Regions from separate parts of the Mus musculus genome. Here region 2 is linked to region 1. A link is a loop called in an ENCODE intact Hi-C map of the cell type or tissue named here. Cell type or tissue: heart. All regions are shown on one strand. Links, peaks and the distances in the headings refer to the core of each region. The heading gives the core; the rest is flanking DNA.

What was found. Peaks named below come from ENCODE experiments on the same cell type or tissue, not always from the same donor. Only the 100,000 strongest peaks of a DNase experiment are listed, where the experiment ranks them.
Region 2: a loop joins it to region 1, with 4 times the contacts of the local background. A loop is called at or near these places in 3 of 42 quality-filtered maps.

The regions. Positions count from the first base shown.
Region 1 is chr9:72,803,133-72,819,103 of GRCm38, reverse strand. Prtg (protogenin) reads right to left here and starts at 11,830. Exons shown (of 20, transcript NM_175485.4): 1 at 11,572-11,830; 2 at 9,347-9,649. The coding sequence starts at 11,647. In heart, for the core only: no CTCF peak of the experiment used is centred there; no DNase peak of the experiment used is centred there; H3K4me3 peaks cover 231 bases; H3K27ac peaks cover 1,816 bases.
Region 2 is chr9:72,862,689-72,878,659 of GRCm38, reverse strand. All of the region lies in intron 11 of Prtg (protogenin), which reads right to left. Among named protein-coding and RNA genes, the nearest start is that of Pygo1, 55 kb to the left of the region's middle. In heart, for the core only: no CTCF peak of the experiment used is centred there; no DNase peak of the experiment used is centred there; H3K27ac peaks cover 267 bases.

The DNA of each region.
Region 1 (15,971 bases), core at 6,774-9,273:
GAACGTGTATATGTGTTCGTATGTATGCACACGTGCATGTGTGAGGGTATCACAATATCCTGAGGCTGGAGTTACAGGTGGTTCTTTGCTGCCAGAGACCAGTGTTGGAAATAAAACCAGGGTCCTCTGAAGGGCAGTGAGTGGCAAACCACTGACCCATCTCTCTAGCCCCGGCAGTTTTCATCTGAGCCTCCCTGTTTTAGTCTACATATTGTAAATAATTATTTAATTGCTTTATTTGCAGGCTTAAATGTGAGACTCTGCCTCAATTTACAAGTAGAAGAATAGTCAAAAATACCTGGCACTAACTGCTGCCCTCCACATACATACACACACCACAGAAACACACAACTGCTGCCCTCCACATACATACACACACCACAGATACACACAACTGCTGCCCTCCACATACATACACGCACCACAGATACACACAACTGCTGCCCTCCACATACATACACGCACCACAGATACATACAAAATAATAGGAGGTTATCTTTAATTTCAGTGTCCCTTCTGTAATAGTCCCTTTCCTATAGTGTGGACTTGATAACTCCTTGAATATGAAAAAACCATTTCTATACAAGGAGGCACATGCAGGCAAAGCATTTGTACATATAAATAGAAACTTAAAATCTAAAAAATATTAAAATTTTACAAAGAGTCATATCCTATCACTCGGATAACTTCAAAAACACTTTTGGCCATCACACAGCTTTAGTCCAAGTAGTTCCTCAATTAAAATTACATTAAAAACATTACTAACTGGGCTGCTGAGATGGCGCAGTGGGTAAAGACACTCGCTGCCAAGCCTGGAGTCCTGAGTTCAATCCCCAGGACCCACATGGTAGAACAAGAGAACCAGCTCTTGCAAGTTGTCCTATGGTCTACACCATGACACACACATGCCTTTACACACAAGCCATAATGAATAAATCTAATCAAAAGTTTTCTTTTTTTAATCGCCAATTTAGAACATGAATGTAACTTTTCTGGGAACACAGAAAACTCAGGGGGTAAAGGCACCTGCTACCAAACCTAGCAGCCTGAGTTCTAGCTCAGACCCACGTGGTGGCAGGAAAGAACTGACTTCTGCGAGTGGTCCTCTGACTTCCACGTGTGCACACATGCACACACGCACGCACAAACACACATGCACGCGCACACACACACACAATTTTTTAAAAGTTCATTCTACTTATTCAGAAAACAGCAGCTGGCAAAATATCTTAAGGAAAGCTGTGCCTCCTGGTTTTGGGGTTTTTTCTTTGTTTGTTTGTTTGTTTTTCCTTTTTTAATGGCACTGCTAACATCAAAGCATTTTTTTTCCTATTCTAAATCCACTTCAAGGTCAATATTCTAATCTGAATTACTGTAAACCCAATCAAAGAGTCTCACACTAACTCAGAAAGATTAAACCTCATCATTATTAATAGAAACTGAGGACAGTGGTATAATCTATTTCTACACAAATACATTTGCAAAGCTCAAGAGAAAGTCTTAACTATACTTTTAAAACATGGAATCAAAAATAAGATGAGCTGGGCAGTGGTGGCGCATGTCTTTAATCCTAGCACTGGGGAGGCAGAGGCAGGCAGATTTCTGAGTTCAAGGCCAGCCTGGTCTACAGAGTGAGTTCCAGGACAGCCAGGACTACACAGAGAAACCCTGTCTCGAACCGCCCCCCCCCCAAAAAAAAGATGAAATGTTAAATCAATACACATCAGAATTTACCATCAATATTTATAAAACTGTATCTCACATGTGCAAGCTCTTGAAGCACCATGGCCATATAGAATTGAACAGTCCCAGACAGAAGAATAGCACACTTCCCTAGATTCTTATCAAATAGGGGCTGGAGAGATGACTCGGTGGTTAAGAGCACTTGCTGCTCTTGCAGAGGACCTGGGCAGCTCACAACTGCCTACAACTACAATTCTAGATGATCTAACACCCTCATCTGGCCTTAAAGGGCCCTGCACACACATGGTGCACATACATACACGCAGGCAAACACTCAGACACATAAAATAAAAATAAATCATAAACAAATAGTCCTAGCTTAGCTGGGGAGACCTCTCGGTTGATAAGGTGTATCCTTGCCATGGAAGGCTCTGGGTTTAATCCCTGGTACCACAAAAATAAACATAGAAAAATAGAATACAAGTATCTAAAATATCTGTATTTGGCTTTAAATCTCCCATGAGCAAAGTCCAAGGACTTATGGTGCCGTTAGAACGGGGTTGAACAAACTCTCATCAAGTATATATTTAGGGCTGGAGAGATGGTGGCTCAGTGGGTAAAGTGTCTATTGCACAAATATGAGGACCCAAGTTCAGATCTTCCACACTCATATAAAAGCCAAGCACAAGAGCGTGCACTGTAACCCAGAACCAGGGAGACAGAGACAGGAGGATCTCCGGGGCTCATGGCCAGCCATACTCCTGAGCTAATGAGTTCCAGGTTCAATGAGTCCCCACATCCAGAAATTGTAGGTGTCCTCTGGACTCTCACCTCTATGCTCATACATGTACACACACACACACACACACACACACACACACACGGTATAAAGCACAAAAGAAAAATTTTAAATAACTTCAATAAGGGGTTGGAGAGATGGCTAAGTAGAGGACCTGGTCCCACATGGCACCTCACAACCACCTGTAACACAATTCCAGAAGATTCAACGCCTTCTTCTGGACTCCACGGACACCAGACACACACATGGCACACAGACATGTATGAAGAAAAAGCACTCATGACATAAAGCATGACTGCAGCTTCATCAAGTGAGCTTTTACAGAAATTCTCTTTGTCACACACTAACCAAAGGACACCAGCGAGAAACCAGGGTCCTGGGCAGTGCCCAGATTCCCCACAGTTACTGATTCATCTAACCAATTCATCTACCCGGCTGCCAACATTGAAGCTGTCAAACATCTATAAACACTCTGGAAGGGCAACCCCTCCATAAACCAAACAAACAAACAAAAGAAACATTTTAAATTCGTGCCTTTTGCATAGTCTGTAAGAATTTGGCATTTTAAGGTTCATCAAAAGCAGTCTCTAAGAATCAGAGGTTTCTTAAGCTATGTAAAAGTCAGAAAAGAAAATTTTAAGTGTAGAGTCAGAGATGTCTGCCAGGCCCCCAGGCATGCACAACCCATTGGCATCTCACTCCACCCCAGCACCCCAGCACCACAGCCCTGCCTCTGCAGCACTGGAGAAGTGTGGAGCTCTGTTACCTGTTTTACACATCATCTCCATTAACTATGTCCCTCTTCAAGCTGAGCTGCCAGGCTAAGCATCTATCTGTATCGGCTTCCTTTCTTACTTACCAACGTATAAGTTATATATTTAAAGATACTTTATAATGTAGGGGCCAGACAATGTAAACTCAAAGTTGTAAAATAGACTTACTTACTTGAGATATTTTTAGAAAAAAAATTTTTTTTAAACTAAGTCATCCAAGTTGTTTTTAGGAAATTCAAGCATTGGAGCTGGAGGGATGGAGCAACAGTTAAGAGCACTTGCTACTCTTATAGGAGACCACAGCTCAGTTTCCAGCACCCACACCAAGATGCTCACAACTGTCTGGAACACCCTCCAGTTTCAGGGCATCCTGCAGTATCCGGAGGTACCGTGCATGTATATGGTACATATGTATGCAGGCAGGCACTCACAAATAAACATAAAATAAAAATAAATATATCTTTTCTTTTTTTTTAAAGAAATCATGACTCAACATGGCTGACTATTTCACAAGTAAGCCTCCATCAGTTTACGATGGAGCAATTATTCCATTTGAGCACCCCTGGTTATAAGATAAAGATCATGTCTCCAAACTGTAATTAAAAATATGGCTGTCCCCTTGGTCCTGTGAAGGCTCGATGCCCCAGTGTAGGGGAATCCCTCATAGAAGCGCGCGGGGGGGGGGGGGGGCAGGGAATATGGAATAGGTTTCTGGAAGGGAAACCAGGAAAGAGGATAACATTATAACATTTGAAATGTAAATAAATAAAATATCCAATTAAAAAAAGTAATCCTTTGTATTGATAGCCATCTCATGGGTCCCCTTTTTACATTTTCATGTAATTAGAAAAGAGGGGGGAGTGGTGTGGGGAGGCCCCTCCCTAGTTGCATATAATAGTCATATATGTAATAATCAGAACATTAAAAAAAACCCCTATGGCTGTCACAGAGGCAACGTCAAATACATTATATTCCCTGGCTGAAATACACATTAAACCTAAAGCCTTGCTTAACAGATTGGTTTTCTGTTAGTCTCTTAAATTGTTATGCGCTTCCTCAGCAGGCCCAGCAGTTTAAATCAGGGAATATGGATTCCCCAGGTCGCACCAACAACCCCTGGCTGTGAAGGCTTTTCTTCAGAATCTCAGAGACAGTCAGAGACAGCTGACCAAAGGGGGATGGACCCAGGACCCTTTTGAGGTTTTATTTTAAAATGGGCAGAAATAATACACACATTCATGTGGTGTGTGTCTGTGTGTGTCTGTGTGTGTGTGTGCGCAAGTGTGTGTGTGCATGTGTGTGTGTGTCTTCAAGAAAGGAGAGCTCTACCCCCTTGTTGGAGGCTGCTTTGCTTAAAAAAAAAATCCACCAACTTTGAAAAGAGGGAGATAATGTTACAAGTGGCATAAAATGAGAAGAGAATCCCATGCAAAGGAGGAAAAACTGGTTCTCTGACCCAGAGATTATCAGGGCCCTGATCCCCAGACCTTACCAGGGAGGGCCTCAGAGCCAAGCCTCACTGGAGAAGCCTGCAGAACGAGGTGTCTGTAGCTTTTACTAAGTTGACTTCATGCATCCTGGACATCTGGCAGGACTTAAACAGATTTGTTCAAACCACTCTCTCTCTCTTCTAGAGTATCAGGAGGCAGTAACGAAGCGTTATTGTACAGGTGGCCAGATCGGTCTCTCTAAATACCTATTTTATTCTCTTTTATTTTTTCCAAAATCCATTGACTCCGAGTTCCAGGTTAGTGCTGCTCAACGGGAACAGGCGGCTGTAAGTTTTTGGGTGTCTCACAGAAAGGAGTCTGGCCTCACCGTAACAAGGACACTGCAGGAAAACTGTGCCAGTTTTGGGTCCAGGATCTCTGGTAAAATCCAAATATCTGAGCTGTCTTTTTATATCCTTCTTCTCTTTTCATAGGCCACACCATTCCCTTTTCTCAAACATTATTTTAAATACTTTAAACGCCCTTTATATTTCAAAATAAAGTTTGGGTGACAATTTATAAAGGACTCTTTAAGGCAGAAACCGACACCCACAAAATAAAGATGCTAAGACCTTCATCTTACATTGAAGCAGTAGTGTCTTCCTCAGGAGAAACAGCGTGTCCTACCAACAGCAGTGAGCCTAGTCACTCTAAAGTTATAAAACCGCTCACTGAACAACTTCACTGAGACTAAAATTAATCTCAAAGGGTTTTTTTAAAAAAAAAAATCTGAAGGTAAAGGAATTCCATTACAGGTTTTTAAGCCTTTGCCCAAGTTTTAAAAAAAAAAAAATTAAAAAATCATGAAAACCCTAAAACATAGGCCGGATTTGTGCTGTCTCCCTCCCAGCCAGAGGCTTTGAGTTCCACCTTTTATGGAAGGGAAACAAACAGACAGCTTCCTGTTCAGTCCGCACTGATGGCCAGACTTTTACACATCACAGAACACACCCGCCTCCTCCTTTACTTCCCTTATCTTAATTTACACTTGTTGAAATATGAGACTGTTTTAGCGCACTAACGCTTTCCTCTGAGATTTATCTTACGCCCGCATTAAGGACGCAAGGAACATCAATACAGCTCTCTGGTTACTTGGTATTCCTAAAATATTTTAATCAGTGTTTATATAAGGAAGACTTAGCACTCAAGTAGGTGAAATTTTGATGTACTGAAATGTAATGCATTCACATTCGTAGACCATGCTTTAATGTTCTGATTATTACAAAAAGACTATTACATGCAACTAGGGAGGGGCCTCCCCACACCACTCCCCCTTCTTTTCTAATTACATGAAAATGTAAAAAGGGGGCCCATGAGATGGCTATCAATACAAAGGATTACTTTTTTTAGAAAAAGCTATATATTATGTTAACCCTATGTTTTCCTTTTTAAAAAGGGATGCCTTAGCAAAACTAAGCTAGACGCATTCTTTTGTGCTTGGGTGAACAAGCGGAAAGCCAAGCCTCCAGGCCCTGGGGAAGAGCCCTGTGCCGATGTGCCGGGGAGATAAGGTCCCACAGTGACACTTAAGGAAGGGCCAGCTCGCTTTCGAGTTTCTGCATTCCTCAAGAACAATTCATGGCAATAAGCAACTTTGCAGAAGAGCCACATGAAAGCGGAGGCCAATGAATGAGGGTCATCTGCTCTTTATCACAGGGTAAACCTCACCCTGGCCAGCGGCTAACCTTTTAACCCTGCCCATTCCTAATTTACACATGAATAATGGAATTCTGGCCCAGAGTGCAACTTTCCGGATTCTAGACTGCTAAATTCAGAAACTAAGACTCAGCCTGTGGGGGTTAAAAAAAAATAAAAAATAAATAAACAAAAAAGCAAAAAACAAAAACAAACTAAAAAACAAAAACGTTAAGAGTGTCACAGATTAAAGTTTTAGATTACAGATGGCTACTACGGCTAAACCAAAAGATGCATTCGCTCATAACATCCCTAAGAAAACAAAAAGAACATGGTGCCCTGGTGTTATCCGTAAGGGTAAGAACTAGCTACACACACACACACACACACACACACACACACACACACACACACACACCAACAGAATATCCACTTAATGCTCCTCATCTCTTCCTGCTCACGATAACATCTGCACAGGAAGAGTGATTAGAGCCCCTGTCACAAGACGCTGCTTCTTAAACATCAAAACTATGAATCCAGGATCACTGGGAGCTGTCTTATTTTTAAAGAGAAATCTAAATTTAAATATCTTGTGCGCTTCTTGTTTGAAATCCGTAACAGCAACTCTACAAAATTTCTCCTGTAACAGTCCCCAACCAAAGCAAGAGATGCTCTAAACATTCAATCTGGGGAGTTTTGTTTGTTTGTGAGGTCCTGTGAGATGGATCAGTGAGCAAATAAACACTTCTAAAACAGGGTCTTGATATGCAGTCCAAACTGGCCTAAAACTAACTCACTACCTTCCCTCCTCAGCCGTCCACAGGATGGGATCACAGGTATGTACCACACCCGACTTTTCAATGCAAAGTTCTTATATTTATAATATGAAGATTAGGCCATCTACTTCCCCATAATACTTCTCAAAGTGATTAATATCTAAGTATTATTAATAAAAGTGTTAAAGATAAAAATGTGAAAATACTCAAAATGGTAAAAAGCTTTCTGTATGATTGGTTTGAATTTTTTATTTTGCATTTGGTTTGGGGGTTTGGAACCTAGACACTCATGCATGCCAAACACACGCTCCAACACTATGCCACAAACCCAGACCCTGGTCCTAATATTTGCTTCATTTCCGATTGTATTTATGGAGTCAGAAATCTGGGTGAGCTATGAGGTTCAGTCTCAGGAGGTCCTGAAAACAAGGGTGGCCCTGTTAAACGTCTGTCTTTTAAGTCCTCTGTCTACTCACCTCCATCACCCACTTCCCCACAAAAAAACGACCTAAGCTACAGTGCCTTGACATGACAAAATTAAAATGAAAAAAAAAATGATTGCACGAATCTGGAAAGATGGAGATGCAAAAATCCCACAGTGATTGTACATTAGACAAGGTACAGGCGAACAGTCACAAGGCTAAAATGCAAATTCTCCTCAAAGTGGATTTATCCAGTGAAACCAGTACTCAATGAAAGAAAGATTTCTGACCAGGGACCATAGCCAAAGGAAATCAGCGGGGTGGGGTGGAGTTTATCAGAAATCTTTTCACCGTTATGTTCTTTGGTAGGGGTGGAGATTGGCCTAAGTTTGGAAGCGCCTCTAATCTGCCAACGTAATCCACACAAACATCTCTCTGCTTGCGGCTCTTTTCCAGGATGCATCATCACTGCACAAATTACACCAAGGACTTCCCTAAGCGCAGCAGAAACATGCTGGTGAGCTGTAGTTAAAGTCACCTGGAATCTCTGAAGCTACCTTCCAAGCTTCTGCTGTGTAGACCTTGGACAGACCACTCCCTAAAGCCTACGTGGTTATCTCAAGAACGTGCTCTTCCTGTCCTGTGCTTTATAGACAGGTCAGTGTGTGTACAGTGCAGAATCTGACCTTCCTGGGTTAACCGCATAGCTGGACTGTAACACTCTTGCCATCAGCTCAGTTTGCTGAATACTGCTTAGTCACCTGAAGAGGTGGTGACCTGAAGGAGTTCCCTCTCCTGGCCTAAGTCCAACCTCACACCCAAAGCAGTTGCCAAGTCAACCACCATCCAGAGGATCACTTACACTGACGGTTTGCTCAGATGACGTCAATATAAAGAAAATCTGTAAATCACAAACTTTATGACAACTGGAATAAGAAATGAGCAGGTCTTGGGGCTGGAGAGATGGCTCAGCGGTTAGGGGCATTGGCTTCTCTTCCAGAGGATCCAGGTTCAATTCCCAGCACCCACATGACAGCTTACAATTGTCTCTAACTCCAGTTTCAGGAAATCTGACACCCTTATACCTACCGACATGCATTCAGGCAAAACACCAGTGCATGTGAAATAAAAATGAGTAAAAAATTTAAAAGTTACAAAACAAAACAAAACAAAAAAAAACCAAGAGCATTTCTGATCTAATTCCATTAGGCCTAGGACAGAAACAGCCGTAGTCTCTTTCCCTCTCAGCTGGAAAAAACTATAACTAATTCAAAGGCTCAAGAGTCACTAACCAATGCCCTCTCTTGCAATCACAAAGCAACATGGGTGATCTCAGGGCAGTCTGAGATGGAAGGATGGGCTGTAAGAAAGATTTAGCACACAAGAGCCAGCCACACAGCAGAAAGATTTATTTGTGGTTGTTTCCACTCGGTGATCTCTAAAAGATTAAAATTTTTACAACGGCTCTGTTTGCACTGGCCAAACTTCTTCATGTAATTCTTACAGTGAGCAATGTCTGCCATGTGGCTAGGCCCGCCTACTCAGGTTTTCTTTCACGCTGTGTCCAAAGTCGGATTTGAGTTTGCTTCCCAACCTGTGGAGTTTACATACATAGATTTCTCTGCATGCATCCCTTAGCGCCAGCTAGCATCCTCTCTGGTAAAATTCTTAATGTATGCATGATTTTAGTGCTATTTGTAAGTCAATTTCGGAAAATATATTCTAACAATGAAAACCGTTAACCACCAAGAAGAATTTCAGCACTTACTTGACAATGTCAGATGAGCTTTCTGACTAAGAATGGCCCCGTATTTGTTCACTGCCAAACACTGATAAAATCCTTCATCCGATTGCTCTCCCCTCCTGCCTTCCACCTCACTGATGTATAGAGAGCCGTTAGATAGAACCTGGATCCGTTTATTTTCGGACAATTTTGCTCCATTTTTCAACCATGTGACCTTAATGGGGCCTTCTCCGTGTGCCTGGCAATCTAAAACGACTGGGTCTTTCCTTGTGACTGTTGCATCCTGTGGTTCTTTCATGAAAAACAGTTCGCTAAAGCTCCACACTCCTGCAAAGGGGAAAAAAAAAAGGAGAAAGAGGTATATCCAGAACTACAGGTATAGAAGCATTTAGCACACAACTGTAAAACACATCTTCCTGGTAGAAGGCAGTTTCTCCAGCCATAATGGTCAACTTCCAAGGACCCTAATAACCACTGACCCTTCCAACAACTCAAAACATGGGAAGATTCTAATACCCTCTATGCAGCCTAAAAATTTGGTTCTCAGGTTTCTCGCCAGAGACCCAAAATCATCAGAACCTACTAGCACAGGCTGTTTGCTACTTTACAAGCTTGTCAAAAAGATCTTGAACAGGGTTAAGTCATAAAAGTCTAATTTTACAAGAAATCATTAGCAAAACTCCAACTCTGTGAACAAGCAAGTTTATTTCCTTGTCCCCTGAAGTGTTTTTGGGAAACCCGGCACCTACTCCTTTGGGAAGTACGTTTATCTTTTGTGACAAATTACAAGTTTGCATTTTTTTTTTCCTATCTGCCCTTTTACAGCAGGGATGCTGTCTCCACTCCTTAAAAGAAATCCATTTACTTCATTTCTGCCAAGCCAGCTAGGTATTTAAAGGGCACACAATAGACTTTGAAAAGTTGGTAACTTGCCGCTTGTACTCAGTGGGTGATCGGGTTAGGAAACCTTTATTTCACTTTTTTAGTGCTACCAACTGTTGGAAAAAAAATGCGTGACTAATTGGTCCTTACTGTCTAAGAAGGATAGGAGATTGCTTAATCAACCAATACACATTTTTATCAGAGCAGAGGAAATGCTTTATCCAAGCATACACAAGCCCCAGGTCCCCCAGAATAAAGCACTCCTGCCATCAGAGCAAAAGCTTGTTGATTTGAGCCAACAAAAAAAGTGGGGGTCTTGGTGGGAGTTGTTTTTTTTTTTTTTTTTTTTTTTTTTAAACATTTCTTCTGGTCAGTTCGAGGCCCTGGTTACAAATACTCAGTAATGATTTATCTGTTTCTGATCAAGATAGATCCTGAAAACCTCAGAGTCTGGGGCTCCAGACTTCCCCTAAGGTCTGCCTTGGGCAGCTACCCCAACAGCCCTGCAGCGTGCACCACTCCGGAAGACGCCCATTGTGTTTCTGAGCCGCATCCCACTTTGATCCTTTCTCTTGCTAACTGAAACTAACTCCTCCAGGGGGGGAAAAAAAAGATACGAAAGAAAAAAAAAAGAAAGAAAAGAAGAGAAGGAGGAGGGGAAAGAAGGGGAGAAGGAGAAGGAGGAAGAGACCAGTGAGGGTAACTTATAAATGAATAACTCAAGCCCCTCTCGTCAAAGACCCTCCTTTCCCTAATATTCACTTTACATTTTCCTGTCCTTGAAGAAACCAAGACTGCAGAAAGGGAAATAAATAAATTTATGCAAGTTTGTGCAAGGTTAATCTAGAGATTTCAGGGACCTCTAGCTGGGAACCCAAAGACCTACATACAGAAAGTAAGTTCTATTCAGACACCTTTCTCCTTGCCTCTCTTGGGGCATAAATGGGCCATACAACTTTCTCTTTGCAATTTCATCCTCCCATCTTCTTGCTCAGTTTGGAGCTTCGAAAACGTGGGGCGCCCCGCTTGGCCACCGAGACCTGGAGGAACCCCACTGCAAACCCTGGAAACGGCGCGCAACCGCGGCGCCCCCCTGCGTGGAGAGGCTGCCACTCAGGAAACAATATAAATAAAACCACGTGCGGCCGCGGCCGGGGAGGCAGCGCGGAGCCCCCAGCTGGCCGCAGCTCGGACAATGGCATGAACTGGGCTAGTGGTCAGCGGATCCAGGGAGACTCGGCCTCGGCCTCGGAGCGCTCCGAGAGCGCATCCGGAGAGAACCCTGGCCAGCCCCACCACCCGGGGCATCCCTGCCCGTCCCCCTCCCCGCGCACGGTCGCGCACACTCGCATGGGAAGCGCGCCCACCTGGAACCGAGCCGAGCGGCGGCAGTAGCAGCAACAGCAGCAGGGGCAGCATCCCCGGGCGCACGGGAGGCGCCATTCAGCGGGGCTGCGCGGGCATGCTCCCGGGCTGTTCGCCCGCGCCCGCTGCTCCCGCTGCTCTCCTGGACCCGCAGCTCCTGCTGCAACCCGCTGCTCCGGCGTGGGAAGGCGACGCGCCGCTTGCAGGCGCACGGAGCCCCGCGAGTGCGCCAGGCCGCGGGGACCACGCGCGCCGCGTCCAGCCGGGGGCGGAGGGAGGCTGTAGAGGGCGGCGCAGTGGACAGCCTGGCCGGCCGGGGACTACTTTCTACATCTGGCCCCTGGGCCCCGCACGGCGAGGTCGGCGCTGCTGGCGGAGGGACACGCTGAGATCGCCTGGGCGACCCCGGGGACAGGGGGAGGGCCCCGCTGGACAATGCACCTGGGGGTCAAGCCCCCGCCCCTCGGCCTGCGCGCCACGGCCGGCCACCGGGCCACAAAGGCCAATCCTCCTGGCCGCGGCCAGCCCCCCGGGGCCCTTCTCCCTCCTGCGGGCCAGTTGAAGATTCTGCACGGAGGAGGGGGTTGGGGTGGAGGGATGGTGTTGAGAGATGTGGAAAGGCCGGAGACTTCTCCCCTGATGGCCCCTGCCCATCCCCCTGCCTTGCTCACCAGCCCAGGCCCTGTTCAGGGAAACCCAGTTCCCACTTCTGAGGCTTGTCAGCGCCCCCGGAGGCATCCTATGGCGACAACCCCCACCCCCCAACTACCACCCACATTTGGAGACTGTTCTTATCTTCTCTGGTCTCATCAGATCCAGCCCTGGCTTCAAAATCATCTTAGAGAGCCCTAAAATTAGCAGTTACTTTGGGGGGCGGGGGACGTTTTAACACTGCTTCAAGCTAATTAAGTTTTTAATGTGAGAACTAAACTCAGAAAGTAGAGAGAGTAGAAGTGAGACCAGGGGCTATCCAGGGCTTGCTGTGCGAGGCCAGACTTTGGGGGTTACCTGCTTAAAAGTTAGGCTGATGAAAGAAGACACCAACGATGGGAATTTGTTCACAGCTCTTGAAATTAATTAAGGATAACCCAGAGGAGTCGATACGTACATTTAAAGAGGGCGGGCTAACGGGGGGAGGGGGGGGTACCGTATGGAGCCTACAGAGCTTTTACACGTGGATTAGCGTTTGCTAATCCCGATCTAAATCTTTGGCACATGACGAGGGCACAGGCTAAAAGCTAACTTTAATTAAAGCCGCTGACGGAAATCTAGCTTTTGTCACTAACTGCCTTTAGCAAGTTCCAGGAATCCTCCTGATTGCATGCGGGGAGGAGGGTGGGAGTGAGAGAGGGGAGAGTGGTTTTGGAAAGCCTTTAGGACTCCCGCACTTACTCTAAAATGTACTTAAAGAAAAGTCAGTCTACTTTACAATTTCATTTTAACCCCGTGTAAAATAACAGTTGCGTCCGAATTTGTCTTATAATTTAGATGAGTTTGGACAATTTCTAAACCTCAGAATATAAATTCGAATAGAAAGAAAAATGACATATGGAACTATTGCCTTTTAAATTACATTTTTGTTTGGGTTGTTTTGAAACGGGGTCTCATTTGCAGTCCAGACAAACATGGGCCTCACTCCTATGCTGTCCAGACTGGCTGGCATAGGTTTGAGCCAGCATTCCCAGACTGGCTAGATTTTTCTCTATTATGATTATTTTCTTCTCCCTCTGGGCTTCTTAGTCCCAACAGACCCCAAGTGTTTCTGTTTCCTGGATAAGATGTGTTAATAAGATGTTCTTATTCAGTTACAGCCAGGGGTCTTTAATGACTTGGGACTTGGTGCTGCTTTGAGGAACAGTATTTGCATTGAAACAAAATGAAGAAAGATGATGTTCCTTAAACACCATGCTGAACCAAGTTGACCGTGTATTTACTGCACTACACTGGACAGGAAGAGACTTCCTCTGACCATGTATAACATTTGTGGTCTGCTCAAAAGTTTTCATATGTACTCCTTGGCCTCCCATGATGAACCTGTGAGGTTAATAGAGAAGTTGGGAGCAAAGAGTTTATTTTATCTCACAGCCAACAATCCATCACTGAGGGAAGTCAGAGCAGGAACCTGGAGGCAGGAAGGAGAGATCATTGAGGAGTACCATTTCCTGGCTGGTCAGAGAGAATGTGTGTGTGTGTGTGTGTGTGTGTGTGTGTGTGTGTGTGTGTGTGTGTGTGAGTGTGTGTGTATGTGTGAGTGTGTGTGCATGCGAGTGTGTGTGAGTGTGAGAGTGTGTGTGAGTGTGTGTGTGTGAGTGTGTGTGTGTGTGTGTGTGGTTTGTTTGTTTAATACAGCATCCAGGACCACCAAACCCACAAGTAGCACCGCCCACAGAGACACTGCATCAATCCTTAGTCAAGAGCATGAACCACAGGCTTGCCCACATTCAAGTATGACGGGAACATTTATCCAATTAAGTTTCCCTCTCCCAAATGACTCTAGCTTGTGCCAAGTTGACATACTAACCAGCACAGACTTTCTTATTAGTAATATCTCCTATTTAATTTGAAGAAATAGAGTTAGCTAAGGTCACCCATTAATAATTGATAACTAGGAGTCAGGCTTCATGTTTTATAATTCTCAAGTTTTACCTGTTTTAGGTATAGAATCCTTTCTGACTTTAAACTTTTCTTTTCTTCTTAAGTGTTTGGTTTTTTCTGTACAAGAGTTTGAACCTAAGGCCCCTCTTTTTGCCAGGCAAGCACTCTACCATTGAGCCATGTACCTCAAACCACTTGCCTTTTCTACTTTGTATCATTTCTAAGATTTACTTTTTATTTTCAAGTATGCATTGAGTGTCTTTGTGTAGTTTTGTGCTTGAGAACGTAGGTGCCCATGGAGGCCAGAAGAGGGTGGCAGACACCCTAGAGCTGGATTTACATGTAGTTATGAGCCTCCTGTAGTGGGTAATGTGAACCAAACTCAGTCCTCCATAAAAGCTGTATATGTTCTTAACTGTTTAACTATCTCTCCTTTCATTTTATTTTATTTTATTTTATTTTATTTTATTTTAACTTCTTGAGACAGGGTCTTATGTAGCAGAGACCAGCCTTGAACTCCTGATCTTCCTGCTTTCACCTTCCAAGGGCTGTGAAACCACCATTCCCTGTTTATTCTGCAATTGGGGGCATGCTGGGCAAGTCTCTACCAGTTGACCTCTATCCCTAGTCTCTTTGTCTACTTAAAAACAAGACAGACAGAGGCTCGAGAGATGACTCAGTGGTTAAGAGTACTGACTGCTCTTTCACTGGTCCTGAGTTCAATTCCCAGCAACTCATGGTGGCTCACAACCATCTGTAAGGGGATCTGATGCCATCTTCTGGCATCAGAAGACAGCAACAGGGTGCTCATATACATAAAATAAATAAGTAATTAAAAAACAAAACCCCTATTCAGATGGCTTGAGAATTGATAGCATATTTCTCTGACTAGCACAGCACTCATCTCCTCAAGCATTGCCCTCACATTATCATAACTCTTGCATCATGTACTAAGACCCATAGCTATTTAAGAGGTTACGATCGATCCAGCTCTTGGAATGATCTGTAATCTTCATCCATAAGAATATGTTACATACACTAGACCATGCCACAGTGGTCAAGCCTGGTTTGGGGTTTCTAATACACTCCAGTTTAGGTTTCAATATTTTATAAACAAGTTACTGAAGCTCTCAAACCTAATGTATTTAATTAATGTAAAGGAGGAAATGCCAGTGGGCTGCAGGGAATCCTAGCGTGTGTGGGAAGCACTCGCTACCTAGCTCTGTTAAGTAAGTAATCGCCTCCATTACTGTTTAGTAAGCAGACAGTCCCAATAATGACAAACCTTCGTCCTTTCAGGCAGGCTTCATTCAAAAAAAAAAAGAAAAGGAAAGGAAAAGTTTTATTTCTAATAGTCAAATCTGACTGACTTGGAGATGGCTCTAAAAAGCTCTTTATTTAGTGCCTTTGTGATGCTGAAGGGCTTAGGACAAGGTGTGAAGCCTCCTAGGGTTTTTCCCTTGGAGGACGAAGCTTACTGAAACAGCGACTTACACCCCTCTTACTTTCATATTCTGAACAAAGCCATTGATGGGAAGTGGCTCCGTGGGTAAAGTGCTTGCTGCAGAGCCATGGAGACCTGAACTCAGATTCTCAGCAGCAGTTTGAGAGACAGGAGTGACTCTGTAACCCAAGCAATGGGGGGAGCAGAAAGGTGGGTCCTGGGGCTCACTGGTGAGCCAGTCCATCAAAATCAATGAGCTCCATGCTCTGCAAGAGACCCTGTCTCCAACACATAAGATGAAGGGGCAGGAGAGATGGCTCAGCAGTTAAAACCACTTACTCCCAGCACCCATGGTTGGAGGGG
Region 2 (15,971 bases), core at 8,160-10,659, 58 kb before region 1:
CAATTCTGACACAAGAGAGTGTTAGCATATGTAATAAGACAATCGGAGGCTATTGAATTTACAAGTGAGATTTGTTACGAGAGCAAAGGAATAAAGTTCTTTGGTCATGTTAGTGTTTTCATCGAGAGCCCCGAAGCCCCCAGAGGAGGCTGCGAGCCTCACACACTACTGTACCTACCTCACATTTGTTTAAGTAGCTGCCCTGTCTGCTTCACACACATCAGTTCCTTACAAACAATATTTTTATAGACTGGCAGAGGAAGCCTATTCATGATAGCCGAACTTCCCCTGAAGCCATGAAATAAATTTCCTCCCAGGACTAACAGTCCCCCACCTCCCAGTCATGGACTCGCCATGGCATTTTGACCCTTGTGTGAAGCAACGTGAAAATATCATCCATCACTCTCTGAGCCACAGGGACTTGGGTGGAGGGGCACAGATGCATTGCAAAAACATCTGTGGCTTGATAACCATCCCTCAACATGCAGCCCTCGGTGGTTCAAAGCATGCGTACAGGGTGGGAGAGACGGAGGGCGAAAGCCTGAAACCACACTTGGGTTTCTTCCCAAGTGGGAAGTGCACTGTTGAAAGTGCAGCCTCATCAATCATGGAGTTAAACCCCTCACTGCTCATGTACGCCTCCTCAGAAGAAGTCAGGAGAAGTCACGAGGCACAGGCTTACAGCTTACTTACACTCGCTGCGGGCACCACTGGGAAATCGACTTTAATGTTAGCACTTAACAAGAGAGTCCGTTCAGGAAAGCAAAAATTTGTATTCGCTATAAGTGGTGCATGCAAATTCTATTCAAATCACCAATCCTTCAGATAATTGAAAACAATGAAGCCCTTTGGGATAGTAGAAGTGGGGTGTGTGTGTGTGTGTGTGTGTCTGTGTCTGTGTCTGTGTCTGTGTGTGTATTCTGATTTTCAAGTTTATTTATTTCGTGACTGTATGTGTCAGGATGAAGATGCTATAGCACATGTGTGGAGATGAGAAGATAACTTCTGGTAACCCCTTCTCTCCTTTTACCCACTGGGTGCCAGGATTCAAACCCAGGTCATCAGGCTGGGATAGCAAGTACCTCTACTCACTTAGCCACCTCCTGGCCCTGGGGTTATTTTTAATTTAAGACAAAAATTCAGGAGCAAGAGCACTTGCCTAAGGACCTGAGTTTGCATCCCACATAAAAAGCTGAACATGGGCTTGTGCTCCTCTGACCCCAGTGTTGTGGAACATGGAGAAGGGCAGATCACTGGGTGCTAGCTCCAGGCTCAGTGAGAGATCCTGTCTCAAGTCTTGAAGGGATAAGGTAAAGAATACCAGAACAGGAGACCTGATATCCTCCTCTGGCGTGTGTGCATGCATGCACATATACCTCACATGGACTACACAGTCTCACGCACCCACACACATTCACACACATTAGTTCTCAGTGAGTCCACTGAAGACGGGTGTGTAAAATGCACGCACACACACACACACACACACACAAATGTGACTCAAAGATTTGTCTTGTGTTTACTTATGTGTATGAGTGTGTCCTTATGTGTGTGTCCGCATGGGTGCTCTTGGAAGTCAGGAGGGGTTCTAGATGCCCTAGAGCTGGAGTTACCCTGGAGCTGGAGTTACTGGTGAGTATGAGAAATCTGATACGGGCACTGGGAACTGAACCTAGGCCCTCTAGGAGGCCAGAAAGCATTCTTAACCATTTTCATTCTCAGCCATTTTCTCTAGCCCCGAAAACTATAATGTAAAAAATTCAAACATATTTTCATTATTATTTCCTTTTCATTTTTATATGTGTGTGCTTGTATGTTTATGAGTATCGGGTAAGGACTGTAGAGATAAGAAGTAGGGGTCAGATCCCCTGGTACTGAAGTCACAAGAGTTTTGAACAGCCGTGTGGGTGCTGGGAATAGAACCTGGGTCGTCCTCCGAAAGAACAAGTGTTCTTAACTTCTGGGTTATCTTTCCAGCCCTGTGAAAACACAGCTTATGGCTTGGGAGTAGAGCTCAGTGGGCATGCTCGCCAACAGACACAGGGCCCTGGGTTTGTTCCCCAGAACCTCCCACTTCCCCACAAATTTAGTACTTTTCCTTAAGATCATTTGTACAATTCAGATAAAAAAGAAAATATTCCTGATATCAGCATCTAAAGCTAAGCACTGTTTTGATTTTTCTGGTTTTGTTTTTTCTGGTTTTTTGTTTGTTTGTTTGTTTTCAAGACAGGGTTTCTCTGTGTAGACCTGGCTGTCCTGGAACTCATTCTGTAGACCAGGCTGCCCTCGAACTCAGAAATCCGCCTGTCTCTGCCTCCCAAGTGCTGGGATTAAAGGCGTGCGCCACCACTTCCCAGCTCTAAGCACTGTTTTTAACTCCACTTACTATTCACTCTATTTAGGTTTTTAAAAATTGTACTTTATAATCTGCTTTTTTTTATTCACTAAATACTGTGAACTATGCAGACCATTAAATGTTTTAATTGTATTATATTTTTAACAATTTAAAAACATTTTTATGTGATGGGTGATTTGCCTACATGAATGTTTTGCGCTGCATGCATGCAGTACCCATGGATGACAGAAGAGGGACCTGGATTTACAGGCAGCTGTGAGTTGCCCTCTGCTGGGAACTGAACCCACGTCCTTCTGGAAGAACAGGCAGTGCTCTTCACTGTCAGCTCTCTCTCCACCCCCCCCCATTAAATATTTTTCTAAAACCTTCTTCTCAGTGTCCACACTCACTCAAATTGTCTGATAGACTGTAGCTTACATTTTAATTTCACTGTATCATGTCTATTTATTTGCATGTGTGTATATGCGCCATGATGAGAGGACAACCTAAGACTTGGTTTTCTTCTACCAGTGGATCCCTTTACCCACTGAGCCATGTCACCAGCCTGACCACAGCTTATTTGGGGGATTATAACAGCACAGTGGATATTCTTGCACAGGATTCCACTTCCAATGCTGGTGGCTACTAAAGCAAGGTCTGGGTAAAAGTATGCATATAATAAGCCCCTTCTAGTTTTTGTGCTACCCAAATGGTCCCTAAAAAGCCATTCATTCATTTTCTGCCCCCACCTTTACCATGAATATCGAAAGCTTACCAATTCCTGGTCCTCATCTCACTGATTTGTATGTTATGTTATTGTACACCATTGTATATTTTATTGTATCATTTCACTCTGTCTTATATGAAAGAAGAATGAGGGGGTGGGGAGATGGCTTAGTCAGTAAGAGCCTGCCATGTCAGCACAGGATCTGAGCTAGATACTCAGCTCTCGGATGAAAGGCAGGCAAAGTGGCAATCCCAGTGCAGGGAACCAGCATGCGGCAGGGGCAGAGAAAGGAGACTCCCTGAAGCTTGCTGGCTACCCAGCCTTGTCTAACCAAGGCGCCCCAAGATTGGGGGATGGGGGAGGGCCCTGTCTTAAAAAAGAAAGTGGAGACACCTTATGTCATATGAAAGGTACCTATGTCAACCTTTGGCCTTTACATTCATGTGCAAGCACACACATGTGCACACACACACACACACACACACACACATGTTCACACACACACTTACATAGGGTGGGGGCAGAGTGATTATATAAATGTAGAATGACGATGGTTAGACATATTTACACGTCTTCCCCAAGAAGAGTTATGACCTACAATAACCGGGTGAAGTGTGCTTCCTGTATTTTGCATAGCTTCAAATGTGATTGCCATCCTAGCATGCTTTGAAAGCAAGCTGCCACTGCCAAGGATAGTCCCTACCTGCAGTATCTATGCAGAACTCACAGGGCTCTGCACCAGACTACTAATGAAAGAGGCCTCACCCAAGCGCCTGGTGCAGACACTAAACTTCTCAAAATGTAACTGAAAAAAAAAACAAAAACAAAAACAAAACGTATTTTAGCAAGTTATCCTAGAAAGACAGTGCAGAGCTCTTCTAAAAATTACAGATGCTCATGAAAGTGAACTGACAAGCTGAGCTGCTCAAACCCACGTGAGGTGGCTTTAAGCAGCTCTGGTAATCCCAGCACTTGGAGGCTGAGACAGGAGGATGAGAAGGTGGACTTCAGCGTGGGCCACACAGTGAGACCCCCATCTCAAACCTGCCTTCTCCCTGCCATGAAGTGTCAGGTTATTTAGACAGAAGCACACACCAGGCTCAGCCTAGGTCCATGATTGATGGGACATGGCTTGTACCTCCCCTATTTAGTTCCTCCACTGTTCCAACAGGGGCCTCCACCTAGTTCGTTACTGCAGATTCTTCAGGTCAACTCAGTGTTACCTTCTCGGGGAAGTACACCATGACCCCGCCCTCAGACTGTGTACTGCTCATTATTACATAAGTCTTTGTCTCCTTACACCCTTCCAACATAATACTCACTACAGTTTATAATTACAGCTTGTGGGGCAAGGTGACAAATGTCCTTGTCTTTCTCAAGACTCTAAAGCTTCACAACGGAAGTCACTTGAAAATACTAGAGTCAGAATTTTAGAACAGGCTGGTTGGTGGTAGCTCACACCTTTAATCCCTGCAGAGACCAGCGAATCTCTGTGATTTAGGTCAGTTTGTCCTACAGAGTGAGTTTAAGGACAGCCAGGGCTACAAAGAGAAACCCTGTCTTGAAAAAAAAGGAAATTTAAAACAGTAATCAGTCTCCAATTAAAATATTTTTTCTTTCCATTAATAATCTTATTTGCGTAAGTGTCTTGTGTATGGAGGTATGCATCATGCTCATAGAAGCTATCTTGGGAGTTGGTCCTCAGGTTCACAGATAGACTATACTAGATGGACCTTAAGTGGCAGAGAGCCTCATGGCCTTCCCAGCACTGGGATTACAAGGGTTCACAACCATGTGCAGCCTTTTCACATGGGTTCTGAAGATAGAACTCAGGTCTTCGTGTTTATAACACAGTCAGCATTTTACAAATCAGTTGTCTTCCCAGTTTCAATAATTTTATTTTTAATTTTTCCCCCTGTACTACTGAGGAGAGAGCCAGACCCCTGTTCTAAGTGTCTTACCACTTGGTTGCACCCCAGACTCAGTAATATCTTTACTATCATGTGTGCTTACAAATAGGCCTTCGCTTACTTACTTTTTTAAAAAATGATTTATTTACTACATATAGAGTGGTCTGCCTACACAGAAGAGGGCACCAGATCTCATGATAGGTGGATGTGAGCCACCATGTGGTTGCTGGGAATTGAACTCAGGACCTCTAAAAGAGCAGTCAGTGCTCTTAACCTCTGAGCCACCTCTCCAGCCCCCTTCACTTACTTATATGGGTGGTGCACATTTTATTATTTCGTTAAAAAAATACAAAACTATCTTTAAAGCCTAAGACAAAAACATTCTCCCAACAAGGGCCTCAGCTACAGCATTCCCCTCGCTTACAGAAAGGATAATTAGAACAAAGCTTAAAATTCATTTGCATCCAGTTGTTAAAGAGCAAAGTTCAAAATAAAACCAAAATAAAGTCTACAAGCGTAATTACTCCAGTACAGCAATTATTTTTCTTCTATCCACCCAAAAGCTTTTTTCATCTGTTAATGGTGGCATTTAAAACAAACAAAACAAAAAAAAACTTCTCTAACTTAGCTCTTTGAGGACCTCAGGCGTCTAAGAATTTCTGACATTCCCCAGAACCTTCCAGAGTGGTCTGAGCATCAACACTGGGACAGCATTGATTTAATTTCCTAAAAGGCCTCTTCCTTCTGTAGGAGACGGCAGGCACTTACCATGATTACAGACTTAGGAAATGGGAGACTGCCAAGTTTATCAAAGACCCCTCGTTCCTAAGGATAATGGCTGGAGACTGCAGCCCAAGCAGCAGTGAGGAACCTTCAGTACCAACAGCCGCCAAGAGGCACACAGGACAGCAGGAATAAAACTGTAAATTCCATTTAATGCCCTTCAAAACACAAGCACTGTAGACAATAGTGGGGTAACCGAAAAGAGAGGTGAAGAGGTTAAAGAGGCTGGGAAGCAATCAGTTCAATAATTATTAAACAGCTCTAAGATCATCAGATGGAGGACACGGCATCTTTTTTTCAAGTGTCTTGATTTGAACTACCCCATGGAACGAAGCTTAAAAATATTTCCTCCTAGAGATAAACAGGGGACATTGTGGGTTTTGTTTTTATGTGACTTCCAGTTTCCTTTATCTTTCAGTTATGCCCATTTTTGGAAAAAGATTTCCTGCTGTTTCTTTCTTAAACAAATAGGCAAAAAAAAAAAAAAAAAAAAAAAAAAAAAAAACCAAAGTGGGCTAAGGATATATTTGAGAGGCAGGATTCTGCCAAGCAGGGGTAGAGCCCTGGATTTGATCTGGAACCCACCCCCCACAAAAGCCGAGACAGAGAATGGAACCATCCAAATATTTCAATCAGAAAGTTAACTTGATATAGCTGTCAGGGTAAGGGGATGTGAACGGAGCCAGGCAGCAGAGGGCATAACCGTGCCCCACCCCCTACCCACCATGATATCAGACCCTAAAAGTTAACCAGCGTTAGAGATGATTTTGAAACACATCACAATTGGTATTCCGCTCCACACAGACCAGAGGAAAGCCAAACAAAGCATCAGAGCTACTTAAAAGAATGGGACTTCCTCACCAGGCTTCTGTTCTCCATGGGGGCCTGGCTTTATTCAGGATTCCTTTCAGACTAGCGTGTGAAGTGACTACTGTAAATCTCTGCCTGGCGCCAAAGGTCAAAGGGTTATCTGCAGTTACCTGTGCTGTGGCTGTGGGCTTTTAGGGCACACTGGCTTCTTCGGTCTTTCTTTTCTTTCTTTCTTTTTTTCCTAAGCACGATGGAAAGCTTGTGAATCGCATCAAGATAATTTAGGTCCTAAGAAAACAAAGCTTCCAGCCTGTGGATAACCTGCTTTCCCAAGAGAAGGGAACAAACGTCACCTTTTCAGTCGTCCACAAAGAGAGACCAGATGCGGCGGAGCCCCTCCCACCACACAGCTGCTAAAACAGTAAAACTTCAAACTCACAAAAGGGAAGCCATTTAGGCAAATGCAATTTTGTTCTAGGGAGGGAAGAAACCATTACTTTATTGTTTTTTGTTTTCTTTTTTCTTTTTTTTTTAAAGTAGCTAGGACACCAGGCTTCTGCTTACACACCACAGCTTGTTTGATTAACTAGACAGATGTTTTCTCAGGGAGCACAGTGGATACTCAGGAATTTCAAAGGGAGAGGCTATTCAAGACAGGACTTCAAAATTCAGCGGTAAAACCCAGAAAGTTCTATCCACAAAGGTCTCACTGGGTTTGACATTTTTTGGAAAAGTGAACTATTTTTAAAAGATAAATCCAACAACTTCATGAAATAGGGGAGCATACTATTTCTTTCTCTCCAAAATACGTTTTTTGTTTATTTGTTTGTTTGTTTTAGCATGAAATAAAGACATGCACACTACCTCACTACCATGAGCTCAGTCTTATATCCTACAAGGCACAGCAGAAACGTGATCCTTCTGGGGTGCTGTTGTAGTCTCACCTCCGCAGTCCCCCAAGAGTAAAGGGAGAGCAGCCAGGAGCCTGTTTGATTCTGGGCTCAAGAATGCTTTCTACCACTGAAGAACTCATAGCCATCTTCTGCGATTTGCTAGGAAATCTGATTTAGAACAATCCGTGCATCATTTCTGCCAGAATAGGGCTGAGTCCAACCTGTTGCTTCATTTTCCTTCCTCATCAATTGATTTATTTATTCTTTTAAAATCTTCATAAATGTAGATAATGTGTCTCGATCACCATCACTTTCACTCCCATTCCCGCTCCCTCTGGGACCACTGTCCTCCCACTGGCCCTCATGCCCGCCATATGTATACATGTATGTATGCGCGTATTGTTAACTCACTGAATCCAACTTATGCTGCCCATAGATGCATAGGATGGGTCGTCCACTGGGTGTAGGGAGTCTACAAGTAGATAATCTATCTACCACTGCCAAAGAAAAGTGCCTCTCATCCCCTAATAGCCACAAATGGCCACCCTGAATTTCCTATGTAGTTTCTAGTGGCGATGGATACAGATTCAATGCTTAGAGTTGCACCAAACTCCAGTATCATCCACACATTAAGAATTCTGGAAGTCTTAGTAGTTTTGGTTTTTTGTTGTTTTGTTTTGAAGGACTCCATTGAATGGTGTAACTCAGAAAGAGATAACATCTGAAGTTTCATCTTCACACAGGAAAGAAAACTTCAGGGAGATTTGTCTGCAGTGGCCCCTCCCCCAAGATTTACCTTTCTTTTTAAACAAGCCCACTGATTGGTGTCTTCTGTTTAATCCTTTGTTATTTCCTCTCAGGACAGCACTGCCAGAAATACTGGGCCCTGCCAGGCACTGTGTCACACAACTTCAGTCTCAAATCCCAGCACTCAGGAGGCAGAGGGAGGTAGCCTCTGAGTTTGAGGCTAGCCTGGCCTATAGAGTGAGCTCCAGGACACCCAGAGAAATGATGTAAGCCAGAAGTAACCCTTCCTTCCTTGAATGTTTTGTGTCAGATATTTGTCATAGCAATGAGAGAAATAACTAATATATGCACAGGGTACTAAACTGTTGTAGACACGCCACTGAGGTGTCATGATTAAAAGCAGAATCAGAGATTCCTTCTCCAAAACCCGACTGTTCTGAAAGCTCTCCTCAAAAAGCAGCAGCTCCCACTCAGAGCTAGCTCACAAGCAAGGTTCTTCTACTGTCCTCTGACCAATCACACTCAAAACCAGCGAGCAGCACTGAGAACTTGCTACTCATTGTGCTGAAGGCTCCACAGCTGAGAGGGTAAATGCTGGGATTCAAGCCCCGGCCGCCTAATCTCAAAACCCATAGGTCTTCTGTTTGCACTATCACCACCCAGCGAACGTACAACAATTCTGCCATGTCTATTAGTTTCCATGTTGCCTCTGGGCAGGCAAGATCAGCCCCTACCCAATCAGTGGTAATCACTACGCTGCTGGCTGTTTTCCTTCTGTACAGATGCGACTCTCCACTGTATTCCCTTGAGGTGGAGTCTCTCATGGAACCTGGAGCTCAGGGAGGCTGGCCAGTCAGAAGCCTGGCTCCTCCTGTCTTTGCCCCCCTCCTCACCCCCAGTTCTGGGTTACAGATGCACTCAGCCATGCCAGGCTTTAAAAATGAGTACTTCCAAAAATTTTTTTTGTATTACATCCATTCTAAAATTAGAAAATTTGCTTTTCTGGAATCTAAAGAGATGGTTCGGGGTTGAGAGTGTGTACTGATCCTTCAGGGACCTGGAGTTTGGTCCCCAGGGCTATGACCAGGTGGTCCACAACCACCTGCAACTCCAGGTCTAGGGGATACAATGCCCTCTCTGGCCTCTTCAGGCACCAGGAGTCACAATGTACAACCCCCGCCCCCAACACACACACACATAATTAAAAATAAAATAAATCCTTTACAAAAAATATTGTTTTTTCTAGTGACCTCTGTCTCTTAGGCAGTGTCTTCACAAAGAGTCAAGCAAAGACCCAGAGGGGCCAACCCTTCACTTTGTAAGGATAGTTCTGATTCCAGGGTCCCCTGCCAGTGGTTACTGAAGCTCACTATTGGAATTTTCTAAATTTAGTTCACTTTCTGATTTGCAAGACCAAGAATCTACTGTGACATAATCCTAGCAGAGCCAAAGGAAACAGAGCCTGCAATGCCCCTGCAGGCTGGACCTATTGAGTTCCACTAAACACTGTGCCTCTGTATTCCACATTGCTACAGAGGGCTTGAAAACAGGAATGGAGGGCCGAGAGCCATCACATGACTGAGTAGGCTGAAAAATATTCTTTTTTTTTTTTTGAACGAAGTACTAAAGGCTCTCAGGCTCACCTGAGGAGTTAAAAACCACACTGTTTAAGCTGTGAATTAATGAAACCCAGGGCTATTTGCTAATTTCCTTGCTCACTCCACAACACAAAATAGAATTAATCTGACACTGTCATAACTTCCTAATATGAGGTGCACCAAGTCTAGAGTAATTCATTTTTCTCAGGGGACGGAATATTGTCAGACTTGCCTTTGGAAACCTCCTGGGAGCTAACTCAAGCAAAGGAGTGATAAGGTAGGAAGCCTGGATGCAGTCAGACCTGGTGTAAAGCTGTAAACGCGAGTGTCAATATGGTAATTACTCTTATACACGACAAATATGGACGAGCCCAAGTTCAGCATTTCAGTAAACATCCAGGCTATGCTGCTGGTCTTGGGATGGCATTATGAAATTCTATATAATATAGAACTATGTAAAACTATATAAATCCTGCACTTTATAAAATAATAACACAGTCAGATGCCTGTCACCCAGCTTATGAGCTAAAAATGGTCTGTTAGGTGACACCCTGTCTTTCAACATTTTGATGTGGTGTTGTCTTCTACAAATGATTGGGATTCATTTGTAGCCATTGCCGGGACACATCTGAGTTTTTGAGTCACAGGCTGTACATGTCTAGATGCAATTGGTTGTAAAATAGAATTTAGAGAGAATACTATTGGGAATGGGGTGTGATAACGCATGACTATAACCTGAGCATTTGAGAAATGCAAGCAGGAAGAAGCTCCTAGGTTCAAGTCCACCCCTGGTTACATAGTGAGATCACAGCTACCCTGAGCTACAGAGTAAGAAATAAAAATAAAAATAAAAATAAAAATAAATAAATAAATAAATAAGGGCTAGGGATCTGGGGATGTAGTTTAGTGGCATATGGGAAACCCCCGACTTGAGCCCCATGTTCACTTAAAAAAAAAAAAAAGCCCAAAACAAAACAATATAATCTACTATTGAGGCATGCCAAATTACTATTTTTTTCTTATTTCATTGTCCACAAATAAAATAGTGGTATTGGAAAATAATCACGGATTTATGGGGTTTGATTCTTCCTGTTTGTTCTTGAGACAGGGTCTTCCTCTGTCTCCCCACCCAGCCTCAACCATGTGATGCCCCTGCTTCAGCGTCCTGAGCACTGGGAAGGCAGAGTTGTGTTTTCTGAGGCAGCCTCTGTGTGGCTGGCAAAGCAGATTCCTGTGCCAGGCATGCATAGCCCACGGCTATAGACTGCCATAAAGAGCATACACTGTTCTCCCAGAGGAGCTGAGTTCAGCTCTCAGCACCTGCGCAGGACAGCTCATAACCACAGACTCCTGTTCCAAGGGACCTGACACCTCTGGCTTCCGCAGACATTCGCACTCACTGCACACATCCCCTTCACCCTCTACATACACACAATAAAAAATAAGAAAAATAAAATCTTGAAGAAAAACCAAAACCAAAACCAAACTACCATGGCTTACATAATGGTGTCTCATTCTGTAGTCCGGACTGGCCTCAAATTTGCAGCCACCCCACCACATCCTCCCAAGGGCTGGGATTACAGGTGTGAGCCAGCACTATCAGTATGCCTTTTTGCCCCTTAAGATTTTATTTACTTTTACTTTATGTGTATGGGTGTTTTGTCTTCGTGTATATCTGTGTACATTTATGTCTGGTGTTAAAGGAATCTAGAAGAGGGTATCAGAAACCCTGGAACTAAAAGCTATAGACACTTGTAAGTTGCCAGATGGGTGCTAGGCACTGAACTCAGGTCTTCCAAACGAGCATCCAGTGCTCTTAACCACTGAGCCATTTCTCCAGCCTCAAGACCATTACTTGATGTGATCCTTACCAAGCATAACACTGCTGTGTCTGAAATGTCAAGACCACTTCATTGTATTCCTTATGAAGAAAAAAATTAACTGTGTATAAAGTCAGGCCTATAACCAGATGAGGGAGTACGGGGATCCAAAGCTCTCAGGAACTCTTATGCAGGTGCAAGAAACATTAAGTCAAAATGTAACTCTCTAAGATGTAGGGTAGAAACCAAGGCACTATGAGAAGTCTTGAGTTTATGGGAGAGAGGGGCAGGGAAGGAAGAATGGCTAAGTCCCAACCTGTCTGTCCTTCCCCTTCCTCTTCCCCTCCCCGATTCCTTCTCTCTCCAAACTGCATCAGCCTAAGCCCCCTTGGGCTTTGGTGGGCCGTATCTGAGCTGTTTATTTCATGACCAGGTCTTTCATACCAGGATATTTAAGTCTCTGTCCTATTTTCTGATTATTCTGCTATACATGCCTGCCTTCCTTTCCTAGGGGAAGTAAGAAGTGGGTCAGGCCCCACCCTCACCCTCCTGATGCTCACTAGCCCTATTTCTAAGCAGGCTTCAACACCAGGGGATGGGTGAAGACAAACACAAAACCTAAAGCTTTACCTCCAGGCTCACTAGGAGAAAATTTTGCCTTAGCTTAGATTCTCTATTCTCAAAGTAGAAAGAAACGCAAAAAAAATTAGGTTTCATCTAAACTCACTGAATAAAATCTCTGGCTTAACACCATCTATAGTTAATTTACACACACACACACACACACACACACACACACACACACACTGTATCACAAGAAAATTTGTTTCCTAATTAGAAATAACCATGATAAAATCTTATTTGAGTAGAGCTGGTTTGAGATGGCACAGGCCTGTAATCCTAGTGCAGGACAGATGGAAGCAGGAGGATCAGGGGTTCAAGGCCCTCCTTGGACAAATTCCAAACTAATTAGGGAACCACACACCAGTACCACCACCACCACCACAAAAACAAAAAAACACTTGGGGAAATTTTTTTCTGATATCAGCTCCATCCTAAGAGATCGATTCTCCCCGCCCACCCCCAGGCTGGGGTCCAACCCAAGGCTGCATTTGTGCTACTTGAGTGATCTGCCACTCAGGGACACACTCAGGTCTGGAAAACGAATTTTTTACAAATGAGAGTTGCTGGCATGTCTTCCAGGCTTCAGATGCAGTTTGCAGGGTGCTGCGCTAACCTCTATCTGAATTATTTCACTCCACCCTAACATTCTAGAACAGACAGGACTATTACTATCTCCATCTAAAAGGTGAAGCAAAGAGCCAGGGTTTGTCATCAAGCTGCAGTCTCAAGTCAACCCTAGGCGTGAGAGATGCTTACGTAGCTGGTACTCTTGTCTGATCTGTCAGAATGCTAGGAATGATGGACTAGCAAGGGAGTGACGGACTTCCAAGATGGCTCTAGGAAGACTTGACAATGGTCGGGATTTTCCAAATTGAAAGAATGAATTAGAAGGTGTGCCTCTAGTTGCATGGGCTTGTGGGAAGAGATGCACACACTTCAGAACATAACGCTTCTTCTTTTGGCTGCTGAGAGGGTTTTCAGGCACTTCCTGCCAGACCGACCAGCTGAGTTTATCCCCAGGCCCATGTGGTAGGAGAAAAGGACTGACTTTGTCATCTGGTTTCCACATGCACATTCAAAATAGAAATAAATAAATGTAAATTTTATTTATTTAAAAAAAGACATAATTAGGCTGGGTGGTGGTTGCACATGTCTTTAATCCCATCACTCCAGAGGCAGAGAGGCAATAAGATCTCTGCTGAGTTCGAGGGCAGCCTGCTCTACAGAGAGAGTTCCAGGACAGCCAGGGCTACACAGAGAAACCCTATCCAGAAAAACAAACAAACAAACAAACAAAAGCAAACAAACAAACAAAAGATAAAGAAACAAGATTTTCTTTTCTATCAGGGGACATGATACCTTATTAATTTTCTTTTTGTGTATTGTGTGATAAATATTACAAAGATTTATCTTGTAACTGAGATGAACACTCAGGAAGACAGGAAAAGCTATGTGTAAATCCTGAAGACCCTCAGCACAGCACTGAGCAGGGGGTCCCACAAATGACTCCACCACAGGCCTGAAGCAATTTCTGCCCCACAACACAAACCAGATCCCAGGAAAGCAAACTGCACTCTAAAGTCAAACCCGAGCGAAGCAGAGGCACTAAAGCTTCCCAGTGCCGTCGAAAGTCAAGTCACACGCTCTTTTTAAATGCTGGGACTGGATCCAGGCCTTGCACATAACTATTATATTTTATGCCATTATATATTATATGCTATTGTAATTACATATTTTTTACATTACATGCACACACACACACATACTATTTTATATTTTACTCTTTAAAGACATAAGAATTTATTTTTTAACCCACAGACAAAGTACTCCACATCTTAAGGAACTGAGTTTTGAGGTACTTGAGTAAAATCATTTTAAATATTTCCCACTAATAAACCCAATTAAATTCAGCTGACCAGGTCTTTGTGGGAACATTGTACAAGCAGCCAATTAAGTAGCATTTGACTCCATCTTTCCTGTTGTAAGGGAACTGAGACTCTCATATCTTTTGTCATGCCCATTTAAAAAAAAACACTAAAGGTATAAATCCGTTTGCTTTTCTGTCTTTTAGAACAAAGAACTATGCCTATTTCTAGGGAGACCATGTCCCAGTGACACACTTCTTAAATTGAAAACTTAATTACCAGAAATGAAAGCCAGGGAAGGAAGGGTTAAAGGCATCAGAGGGGGTTAGTGTGAAAATGAAATTTTGAGAAAGCAGTTTGTTATATAAAACGACACTCGATCAGCAAGTAGAAGCACGTGAATTCATTTCCAAGGCCACTTAGCAAAGCTGGGTCTCCTTGGAGCATCCTTCCCAAGCCGTGGCTCTGTGAAAGCCGGCATTCACCAGGCAAGGCACAAACAGGGCTCCCTTAACCTACTGCCCTCTGGACACATCACTCTCTGTTAAACAGGCAGCCACTGCCAGATGCTCTGGCTAAAAATGGTCCCAGATGGTCAGCTGTCCCCTTCATAGAACACCCTTCCCTTCCCTTCCCTTCCCTTCCCTTCCCTTCCCTTCCCTTCCCTTCCCTTCCCATCCCATCCCATTAACATTTGCCTGCCAAAAGCCCGGCCAGGCCCTGGTGGGAACTTAATAACAAAGATTAGTATCAGAGGTCTCAGGTTAGAAGGCACCTTGGAGACAGTCTGCTCAACAGCTGAACACTACTTGAACCCAACCCACACAAGTACATCCCTGCCAGCCATTCAGGATGCTACTTGAAGATGCAGGGGTCCTGAACTTGCTGCGGAGTGAGGAAGCATCTACATGGACTGAGACCTTGTCAGGTTGAACTAACTCAATCAAGCCGATCATGGAACTAAATCCACAGCCAGGAAGCACGCAGCTGATTAACTTGTTACGGGGCATCTCTTATCCCAAATTAATGTTCTAGTTCATGCATTTAAAGTGACTTCAGGGGCCTGAATAGAGATCTGTCAGTAACATGCCTACCTCACAAGCATGAGAATCTCTGTTCGGGTCTCCCGTGGCACACACATGAACACACAGCCTACATAATCCCAGCACTGGGGAGGCAGAGACAGGAGGTCACCGGGGCTTGCCAGTCAGCTTATCTAGTCAACTGGTGAGCTCCAAGTTCAATGAGGGAACTTGTCTCAAAAAAGTCAGGTGGGGAGCCAGAGGAAGACAACCGACATGGACCTTTAGCTTCTGCACATATATGTACACAGGCAGCTAACCACATGAGTAAACACGTGTACTCCCCCACGCAGAGGATTCTAAGTGGAGCTACCTCACACAGCCTACATAACAGATGTCACAGCAAAAACACCAAAAGCTGTAAGGATTTTTAAAAACTTCTCTGTGTGTGTATGTGCCTGTCTGTCTGTCCACTCACACATCTCTGTTTGTGTGTGTGTATGTGTGTGTGTGTAGGAAGATGCACACCTACCATGTGTATGTGTGAAAGTCAGAGGACAGTTTCATTAGGTGTCAGTACCCCACACCCCATCTTGTCTGGGACAGGATCTCGTATCAGCCCCACCCCAATCCCAGGCACATCAGGCTAGCTGTCTCGTGAGCTTCTGAGAAAGTCTCCTGCCTCCATCTCCTATCTCCTCCTAGGTGCATTAGGATTAGTCACATGGTACCGTGTCCAGCTACAGATGGGTTCTAGGCATCCCAGCTCCTCAAGCACTTTACCACTGAGCCATCTGCCTAGCCCCATGTAACTGATTTTTAAAACAGGACAGGAAA